Linked DNA regions of Mus musculus: region 2 is linked to region 1. The links are chromatin loops, found by intact Hi-C in ENCODE. Cell type or tissue: heart. All regions are shown on one strand.

Evidence for each region. A loop is a pair of places that touch in the nucleus more often than their neighbours do. Peaks named below come from ENCODE experiments on the same cell type or tissue, not always from the same donor. Only the 100,000 strongest peaks of a DNase experiment are listed, where the experiment ranks them.
Region 2: it touches region 1 in a loop (8-fold over the local background); 3 of 42 quality-filtered maps call a loop at or near these places.

Annotation. Positions count from the first base shown.
Region 1 is chr8:54,075,145-54,080,144 of GRCm38, reverse strand. It overlaps Gm33153, which reads left to right. Exons shown (of 1, transcript XM_006509526.4): 1 at 1-4,075. The coding sequence starts at 2,372. The coding sequence ends at 3,211. It overlaps Vegfc (vascular endothelial growth factor C), which reads right to left and starts at 2,613. Exons shown (of 7, transcript NM_009506.2): 1 at 2,220-2,613. The coding sequence starts at 2,366. In heart, CTCF peaks have their summits at 342 and 3,013; DNase peaks (open chromatin) are centred at 2,534 and 2,674; H3K4me3 peaks cover 3,137 bases; H3K27ac peaks cover 2,665 bases.
Region 2 is chr8:54,416,390-54,421,389 of GRCm38, reverse strand. No RefSeq gene overlaps it. Among named protein-coding and RNA genes, the nearest start is that of Spcs3, 110 kb to the left of the region's middle. In heart, a CTCF peak has its summit at 1,946 (motif pointing right); no DNase peak of the experiment used is centred here.

The DNA.
Region 1 (5,000 bases):
AAGTATTTTAGGACTTTTCATTAAATCATACAGTCATGAAGAAAAGAATAGAAAGGGGAACTTAGTAAATTCAGTTCCAATTATCTGGGTGGCCATGGCTACCACAAAGAAGATTGGATGCTGAGCTTTATACCATATTGGCTTTCCTATATTGTGAATTTTAAATTGCTACATGGGTTTTATTATTTAACAAAATTTTGTGAGAGCTAATTCTATGTATAATTGACATCCTGTGTGAATTTTGTGAAATACTTTCTTAGGATTTAAGTTGTTCCTGGGAAACTAACTGGTTTCCCTCCAGTTCTCCAATATTTGCTAATTGAGGTGCCTTGAAAGGCCACTAGGGAGAGACATGGAGTCTTCACAGCAGTGTTTGGGTCACTGGGTGCAAGTTCCACAGCAAGGATACAGTTTCCCTGAAGGCATCAGTAAAACAAGCTGTCAAAAGTTCTGCTTGCCCACTAGGGAAAGGCTCAGTAAGCAGAAGTATACTGCTCATGAAATTCAAACATACAAAATAATGTTTCCTCTGATAAGTTAAAAAAAGTCATATTACATACCAAATATCAGTTCTTATTCAACATACAATATTTTAAAAAATGATTAAATAAGAAAAGAAACTTTTGCAAACAAAATTTTCAGAGAAAATAAGATGTTTAATGACTACCAATGAGAAGATCCTTTGAAGGTGACCTCTTGGAACACACAACTGAGCTCATACAAACATCCATGCTCTGATACAGTCATTTGGGATTGACCCAGACGTGACAGACTCCTTGAATAAACTATTGGCTTATCTGAAAAGGCTTCTCATTTAACTCAAGGCGTCACGCTTTCGTACTGTAAATCAAAGCCTAGCTATCATAGGCGATGGTGATGTTGTCTGACTAAGTCACAAGTATATCAGTTTGAATTTGCAGAGGCAGAAAGTGAATAGGTCTGGCAAACTTCAAAGGCTCGAATTACAGGAAGTATGATTCTGTCCCGAGCTTTATTTCTGTGGCACTTAGAGACGAGGATATTCTCGTCATTGTACGTATAGTGATAAGCGTGTGCTGAACATTGCAGTTCTCATAATGGACTGAAAAATCTGGTATTTGTATTTTTACCAAATGTAGACACAATGGTAACTTGATATCTTATAACCTAGTCTTGTCCGTATTAAAGTTTTTCTCAGACAAACCTTTCCAGGGAAGGTGGTTTGACCTCTGCACATTCTGTGTATGTTCACCAATAAAGTCAACTGAAAGTTGAGAGTAACACACCCCCTTCTATTTTTTTCCCCCCACTTGCAGTCAGCTACTATAAACCACTTCAGTCTGCTTCCAGCCAGGGGGCTTCGCAGTGCCTTAAACACAAAACTTTTGCAGGAGTTCAAGATCCCAACTATTACGCCAAGTATAAACTTGAAGATGTTATAAACATATTCTTTAGAAGGTTCAAGTGAGAAGTACACAAGATAAGATAACTGAGTCAGACAATCGGAATGTCTTCAAAAGTCCCTTAACGTGTTCAGGAAAGATGCTATTTCTCTTTAAAACAAAATAAAACAAACTAATTGATACTTTGATTTTTTTTTAATCTTATAGCCACTGTTTAGGAAAAGAATTGATAAAGTTTAGAAGATTCCAATTTCTGTTACATCTTGGATTTGACCAAGTTCAAGTTAATTCTGAAATCCAAAACCTTTAAGCCCAGTTTCTAAATTTACTCACACTTTTTCCAAACTAGCTCACAGAGCCTGGGGCCCCTGCTATGCAAACTCCAGGAGCATAAAACTCCGTTGTCTGGTCACACACCCCAGAAGCTCTTTGGAGTCCAAAACCAGCCAGGAAAAGAAAAGAGCATTTCCTACAGCAATGAAATTCTCTCTGGAGCCATGCCACTGGGGCAGGGTGCAAACTCCTCTGTTGGCAGGAGACCACTATGAAGGAGAAGGAATCTGTGTGACTGAACACCTCTTGGGCCCTTCCCTCCTCTAAGTTGCTTTCCTTTCTAGTAACAGCTTTCCACTGGGGGAGAGAAAAAAAGAAGAGAAACTTTGCTCCAAGCAAGCGTGCACCAATCTCTAACTTTGGATCCAAAGGTTAAATAAATAATTATGCACACACACTCCACGGCAGGTTCTCTGTACACCCAGTAAAGCCAAGCCCACACACAGTCCAGGACTTGGGAGCCTCGGATCCTCAGCCCGACCCGACGGGGTCCCTTGCACCTACCTTGACCTCGCCCCCGTCGGGCTCCGCTTCCGAGAAGCCCAGTCCCGACTCGAAGGCGGCGACGGTGGCGGGCGCCTCGCGCGGACTGGGGATCAGCGCAGCGGCGAGCAGGGAACACGCCAGAGACAAGAAGCACAGCAAGTGCATGGTGGATGGACCGGGAGCAGGGAGGCCGGTCCGTTGGCTGGCGCAGGCTGGGGCGTGAGGCTGAGGTCCTCTCCTGGTCCCTGTCCCGTGGTTTCCTCCCGGGGACCCCCCTGGGCGAGCGTCTCCCGGGACTCGGCGGCTCGCAACTTTTGCCCTCGGCTCTGGCAGCCCTCACGGGGGAGAGGCTCCCGGGTGTCAGGTACGAGCCTCACAGGAAACCGGACATCCGAACTGCCCTCGGTGGCGGCCCGCGAGGTGAAGCGAGGGCGCCGGCTCCGCCGATCGCGGTTTTGTTTTTGGTGTTTTGCAAAGAAGAGGGGGTGGGGTGGTTAAGCCCAGTCACCCCGCGATGTTCCACTCGTCCCGAAGAGCCCTCGGGTCCCTCGTCCCCCCTCCTCCCTCCCCTCGCCCGAAGTGAAAGGAGCCGGGCCGCGGGAGCCGCGGGAGAAGGCGGTGGTGGCGGCGGAGCCGGGGGGCGGGAGGAGGGCGGCGGGGCGCCCGGCGGCGGCGAGGCCCGCGAGCTCCCGGGCGCTCGAGCCTCCTGCGCGCGCGGGGCCGAGCGGTGGCGGTGGCGGCGGCGGCAGCGGGCGCAGGGGCAGGGCATGACTGATGCGCCCTCTGCCTGCGCTTATGTGAGAGAAAGCGGCAAGAGGGAGGGAGCGTGCCGAGCCCAGTCAGCCCTCCCCTCTCTTTCCCTAGGAAGCTTGCTCCCTCCAGCCCCACGCTTTCCTCCAGCCCCACCTCCATCCACTCTCCTCGCTTTCCCTTTCTCTGCCCTTCTCTCTGGGCTCTGCTGGGGTGTCGGGGTGGGGAGGCAGGGGCTCAAGTCAGGTCTGGGGGCTTGACTCTCTCTGCAGGACCAGTTTTAGGGGCCACATGACTGAGCTCAGCTGCTAGAAAGATGGGGAGGGGGGAGCAGGTACAGTGGGTAGGAGACGCACGCTTTGGCCCTGGCAACCCCTTGTGGTAAAATCCTTCTCCAGACATTCTTTATCCTGAGAAGTTTGGGACCAGCCTGAGACTTCTAAAACACTTCAGAGAAAAAGATCAACATTATAGCAGAGACCTATGGGGCCATAGTGCCCTTCCCAGCACCACCACCTCCACTGTTTTCTGGTTTACTTGAAGCAAGAATGCAAAGAGGGACATCTCAGAATACAGGGCAAGTCATTCATGCTAAGATCTTAGTGATCTTCCGGAAGACCTAAAGTTCCATCTGAAGGACAGATGGTCCAGAATCTTAAAGAACATTGATAGAGACACACCCAAACTGTATCTGCAAGACACACCTTCCATTTGCAAGAGAAAGAGAATGAAATGGGACAATTTATATGCTGAAAGAGCAAACAGCAGTGATGCATTTATTCTCTGGAAAAGCACCTAGGAACTCTGCTGTCTTCCTGGTGATGGCATCTGCTTTCCTGGGCAGGTGGGCAGATGGCAGAAGTTCCACTTAAGCTGCATCAACAGCATAGAGACATGAAAGGTCTTGCCTATTCAAAAACTATACTAAGTGCACTAATGTTAAAAAGCCACAAAATTGTCGTTGGAGGAAAGACGTTTCCTTGTAATTCAAATAATATGATCTGGAGGTCTCCTTGCCCAACATTTCCGTGAGTGCTTAAATACCTCTACAAACAGTGAATGCCCCTTGCCCTGACTGTGCTTCCCTTTATTGAAGACTGACATCATTGAATCTTCCAACTACCCATTGCTTTTGACTTTGGTATTTTGCGTACTTCGTCTAATGTAAATTCCACATGTTAGCCCCTCAGATATTTGGAAATATCTGTCACGTTCTCCCAGGGCTACTTTTCCTACCAGTGAAAGATTCCTTTTTAGTTTAACCCGACAGTTCCAATTATCCTCATCCATCATGCTAAGTTTATCTTCATAAAGTACGCCGTTCAGAACATGGCTCCATACTTAAAATACCCCAACGAAGCATGCAGAAAAGGAGGGGTCTTCCTTGTCTAGAAAGCAAGCATTTGTTGACATAGCATTGGACCAAGTTTATTTTCTGGCAGCCAAGTCATGCTGTTGATGCAAAGAACTCTTAAAGTTGACCAGATTTCTCAAGAAATCTGCGTGTGTACTAATATTTAGTTATGTCTGCACTACTCTGCATTTGTGGCAGGAGTTGTCTTCTGGGCTCTAACTTGTGTCTCATGGTTTATCATGAGGAAGTCTTACCTTGCCACAGACGGCCCCTCACAAGTTGCTAAGGCAATTTGGGAACTTGACATTTTCTGTATGTTCCCTTCTTTCTGTGTTCCTGTTGAACTGGCTGGATTTTGACTCAAGTAGAAATGGAGTGTCCTTGGAATCTTGTCTCAGTACAGTGGTTCTTAACTTTTATTGCACTTGGAGTCACAAAGGGCGGTTGTAAAACCAGATGGTTAGGCATGCCACCAGGATTTAGGGAATTCTGGGAAAAGGCTTGGATGTCAGAATGCCTCAGATAGACAGCCTACACTGAGAACTGTCACACTTTTCCATCAATCTCAGGATTTAGCATGGTATGAATACCATAAAAATCAGCAAAATTAACATGTATCAAAATGAATTAGTGGCAAACTTTTTTTAAGATGGTTAGCACATGCACTCCACTTACATATATTTATCTTCCTGTTG
Region 2 (5,000 bases), 340 kb before region 1:
ATGATAATCTGACAGCATGTAGAAATACTAAAGCATCATAGCGAATACCTTGAATATTAACAATTTTTTTTCTATAGGATTTCTCAATTACCTTGGAGCTGGAAAACTCAGGATCTTCTCACCTCAGCCTTATGATTATGTGTTGTGATTGCAGGTGTAACTACCAGGGCCGGAAGTGTACACGGTTTTCAATTATAAGCTATATTGTAATAACAATTGAGGGCACGTGATACATTCATGCCTCCGACCTTAAATTGTCCTCTCAGTTCTCTCAAGCGACAGTGTGGGTTAGTTTTGCTTGAGATGATTAAAATGTTTCATATCTTTTCTATCTGGGTTCTGGTCTGCTTCTTCTAAATGGTAAACTTGACAGTGATAGACCCTCTGTGAGCATGCAAGTCTTTTGAGGGGAATACTTAGCTCAGGAAACTGACTGGATTTCTCACATCTGGTGCAGGAAACCTTGTGGTGTAGCTGGCAGGAAACGAGATATCACTGTGGCCAGTGGCACTATTCTGGACTAAGAGTAGGTCTAGGTTTTACCTTCAGGTTTCCGGAGGACATTTCACTGAAGCTCAACCGTAGTTGTATAGTTGGCTTCTCCTGTACAAAAGCTCGAGTAGGTCGTTTTAATTCCAAAGCCATGTAATGTTTTGATTTTGGCTACTGACTCTGATCACAGCCTTCTCTGTAGGAGAACAGCTGCTTTCATAGCCAAGAATGTGGAAGGCAAACCTTCCTGGACTAGAGCTCCATGAGGATTAAGTTTTAAGTAACTACTGCCAGGCCTAGGTTAGTAGTGACACATCAGTTGTAATGGAAACTATTTTGCCTGCTGGTTCTAGGAAGGAGCCATGAAGGAGAAAATGTTAGCTTTGCATCTGTGTGGCAACTCTCAAGTCAGGCCCCGCTGTGTGTTCTCAAATTAAATATAGATGGTGAATTGCACTTGAGGAGAGTAATCATCCCTCAGACAGCTGTGTTAGAGCTAGGCTAGAACAGCATGGGAAGATGGAAACAGCCATTGAAGTAAAGAGCTGGAAACACATTGCAGCAAGAGTGAGCATGCTAACACTATAGCGGTGCCAGGAACCTTGGACTCAGAAGAAAAAAGGAAATTAAGCAATTTCTAATGTAATGGATAGAAAAAAAAATACTTCAAATGAAACAAAGCCGGACTGTTCCTTTGCAAATTTCTTTCTTCTTCTTTTTCTTGTTTTCCCCCAACCTGTACAACAGTAATGTCTTCCTTCTCTAGAAGATGGAAATTGGTAACCTGTGTGGATTTTTACTTTGTAAGTGCTTATCTGCCAAAAATTGCCTCTGGCTCAGTGATTGCACCAAGTGAAAGTCAAGTCCACAGATCAAGGATTCTCAGGAGTTTTTCAGAAGGCTTGGGTTTTCCCCTAGAAAAAGTAGCACTGGGGGTTGCTCCACGTACCCTCCTTTAGGAAGATGTCAGCAAGAGGACTTGGCCACATTTCTTGCCTACACCAAGTGAGAGATATGCTGCTATGATTCTTATCAAGAAACTTCCTGGGTTCTGGGAACATGGTTTCTCTTCAGATAATTGTTTCTGAGTCTGAAGCTTATCTTGTTTGCTAAATGGTATGAGTGTGATTCATGGCTCTGTTCCATAATCCATCCTATGGGTAATCATGTCAATCCCTAGATTCTTTCTGCAGGGCCTCAGCACAGCTTTGGAACTCAACAAATACAAATTCTGAATCTCTTGGGAAATATGATTCATTCCAGTGAGGGGCTTTCCAGGCTCTGTGGCCTGAAGAAATCAAGGCTCCTCTCACATGGAATGAAATGAAGGATCAAGCCAGATAAAACCTGGGTTTGGAAGGGGGAAACTGATGGTTTCTGAGAGAGGAAGAGTCAGTTTCTTCAAGAAAATGGTCCCTGAGAGGGTTGTTCTGTTCTTCCAGTAGATGGCATTACACCTGTGTACATATGGGTAATACCAAAATAAATCATTGTTTGTTTGTTTAAATAAAGAAGGCACAGCACCAGGGGCATAGGAGAAGCACAGAGAGAAGGGTCTAAAAGATATAGTTAACCAAAACACAGCACATGCTTTTGTGAAATAAGCAAGAACAATGGAAAAATAAAGAAATTTGAACTTAATTTTAATTTTGATATCATGACTTTATATAGGTGAATATATTTTTAGAAGTAATTTCCTATTTTGAGTAATTCTCTTTCTTGAAATGAAAATCAGGTGAGAGTTCATATTAACACTTGAGGCCTCTTCATGTTTCTTTTGTTATCTCTTGGCACTGCAGATGACCACCTTGTCCTGTATTTTCCGGCACTGTCTGTCTTAATGCTCGACATTCTGTAATCTCCAAATCTCCAGTCAAACTAGACTAACTATCATCCTTTCTCTTTGGAAAATGTAGCCATATATGATTTAGGATAGGGCATAGTAAGAGACAACTGCCTTGGGATTTGGGGGAAATGTTGACTTTAATGTGAATTTAACAAATAATACACTTCTAATCTACTGTGAAAACGTTGGGAAAAGTATTGATGTCTTATTAGGTACTTCTAGACGATATCCAGCAAGTGGATCAGTAGAAACATCCAAGAGACCAACTGCTAAGGGTGTGTAAGGACAGTCTAAGGGGGGCTTTGCAAACCAAGAGCTCACTATGGGAGTCATGCTTACATATTTCATTATTCTGTTTTCCAGAAAGGACTTCTGATAGCAAAGCCCTTATAGTTTTATTCTCTGAAGTATGTAATCTGTCTCAGAGTTTGGTTATGAGCTTGGAAACCAAAAGTGCATATACAGTGTTGGCTGTTCACTATACTTCCTCTTGGAATCACCCTTGCTAGCTCAGGGTTCCTCAGAGTGGTCTGCTGAAGGCATTGCCTTCGCTTAAAGAAAAGCAAAACTTGGTGACTCCATAACCAAACTTCATCAGAGCATGTTGGGCTGCAAATGCAAATTAAAACTACTTTATAATTTCATGTTACTCAGTCATCGTGACAAAAATCAAGAGCAGAACAAAAGACAAAAAGGCTGGCAAGAGTATAGAGAGAAGAGAATTCTCATTCTCCATTGCTGGGCTTGACAACTGGTTGAGCTACTCTAGAAACTAATGTGGCAAGTTCTTGAAAAGCTAAAAGTAAATCTACCATATGACCCAGTTATATAACTCCTTGGATTTTACCCAAAGGACTTGGCTATATCTGTTGCTTTATTCACAGTAGCTAAGAAACAGAAACCATCTAAATGTCTGTCAACTGATTGTTGGATAATGAAAATATGGTACATATACACAATGAAATTCTTTTGCACTGTAAAACAAAAACGAAACATCCAGAAAGTCTCAAATTTGTAGATCAACAATTGACACTAGAGAAGGTTATATTGACTGAGGTAATCCAACCTGTGATGGACAAAATGAGAAAAATGTTGGAGGGAAGGGAGGACAATACAGATGGAGACTGAGGGAGAATAGAAACATAACACTAAGGATGCTTGAAAAAGCAATAGAGAAACATCATACATGTATGTATATATGAATCTATATTATAGAATATATTATATATATTGCCATGCTAATTAAGGTCAAAGTCTACCATCTTCCACATAAATTCTGGGCTCAGTGCAAAATGGAGTGACCCCCAGTACTAGCAGGACTTTCCCTTTTCTGACCATAACTTACACATATCTCTACCTGAAAAGTATCACCTAGCCTTGGTTAACATTACAGGTTCAATTTTCTTTCTCCAGATCAGTAACTGTTCATCTAGTGCCTGAGATTTCTGGAATGCATCTCTATACTAATGAGGCATCTTGGTACCTTAAACTTTCAACACACAGGAATTTTGTGGTGTTTCTTTGGTAATGACATCACTAAAGTAAGGGTATTCACCTTTATTATCAATTATCTAAATGAAACTACTTTTGTATCAAGTACTTCATTTTTGAGATATCCAGTAAAGCATCAGTAGTGATTATGAATATTTCTGAATTCATCCTAACCAGAGGAAAAATAATTCTGTGATAATTTATCATTTATTTTCCAATAGTTTATATTCTGGAGAGAAGGTTTCTTTATCTACTTTGTTAAAACTGCTTTTCAAAAATATGTGTTGAATTTATCAAATGTCTTTTTCTAACTAACCCCAGCATATCCCTTCTCATTTAGCTAATTGGGGGATGAATCCCACTGATGATTTCCAGCTGTCCAATTATCTATCTTCCATTACAATCCCTAAATATTTAATTCATATTATATTTAGTTTAAATACACCATTTTGCTCACATCTTGTTTAAGATTGCATTCAGCTATATAAGCTAACTGCTATGGTATGCTTCCATATGTTCATATTATATGCCCATGAGATGCTCAGTTGGATAGCAGTATAGCCAGGAAGAGCCAAGGATGTCCCTGACTTCTCTTTAGAGAACGATAGTTAAAAATTGTAGGCTGGTGCCTCCAGGAGACTCCTACTCTGACAACTGCCACATGTCCAAGGAAAGTGCCAACAACTTCATGCTTCGGGGGGAGGTTGCCTCCAAAAGAACATTCAGTAGCACCCCCAAGACTAGCACATTTATTCCCTATGCCTTCCCTGTCTAGAAAGCTGTAGTCTATAACCTGTGTGAGACAAAAACTCACAATCTTTTTTAAAACTCCAAATGGTTTGAAAATCCATGCTTTTTTAAGTCTTGGGAAGAGAAAAAGAATGTTCTTGTTCATGCCTGAGCAATAGTTATATGAGAAGTTGGGTATTTCCCATTAGACATCTTTCCCATGAAATTAAATGCAAACCAGGACACTTATTTCTTCTCAGTCTCATTCTGATTTGTATTTTTGCCTGATATTGTATGAGATATATTTTGTTTTGTGGACAAACTCAGGTATAAATATTTTGCTTTAACTATATTACACTAAATATATAATGTTTTCTTTTTGAATGGAATGGAATTTGTTGAATTATTGTTATATTAAAAAATAAGAAAACAGAATTATCAT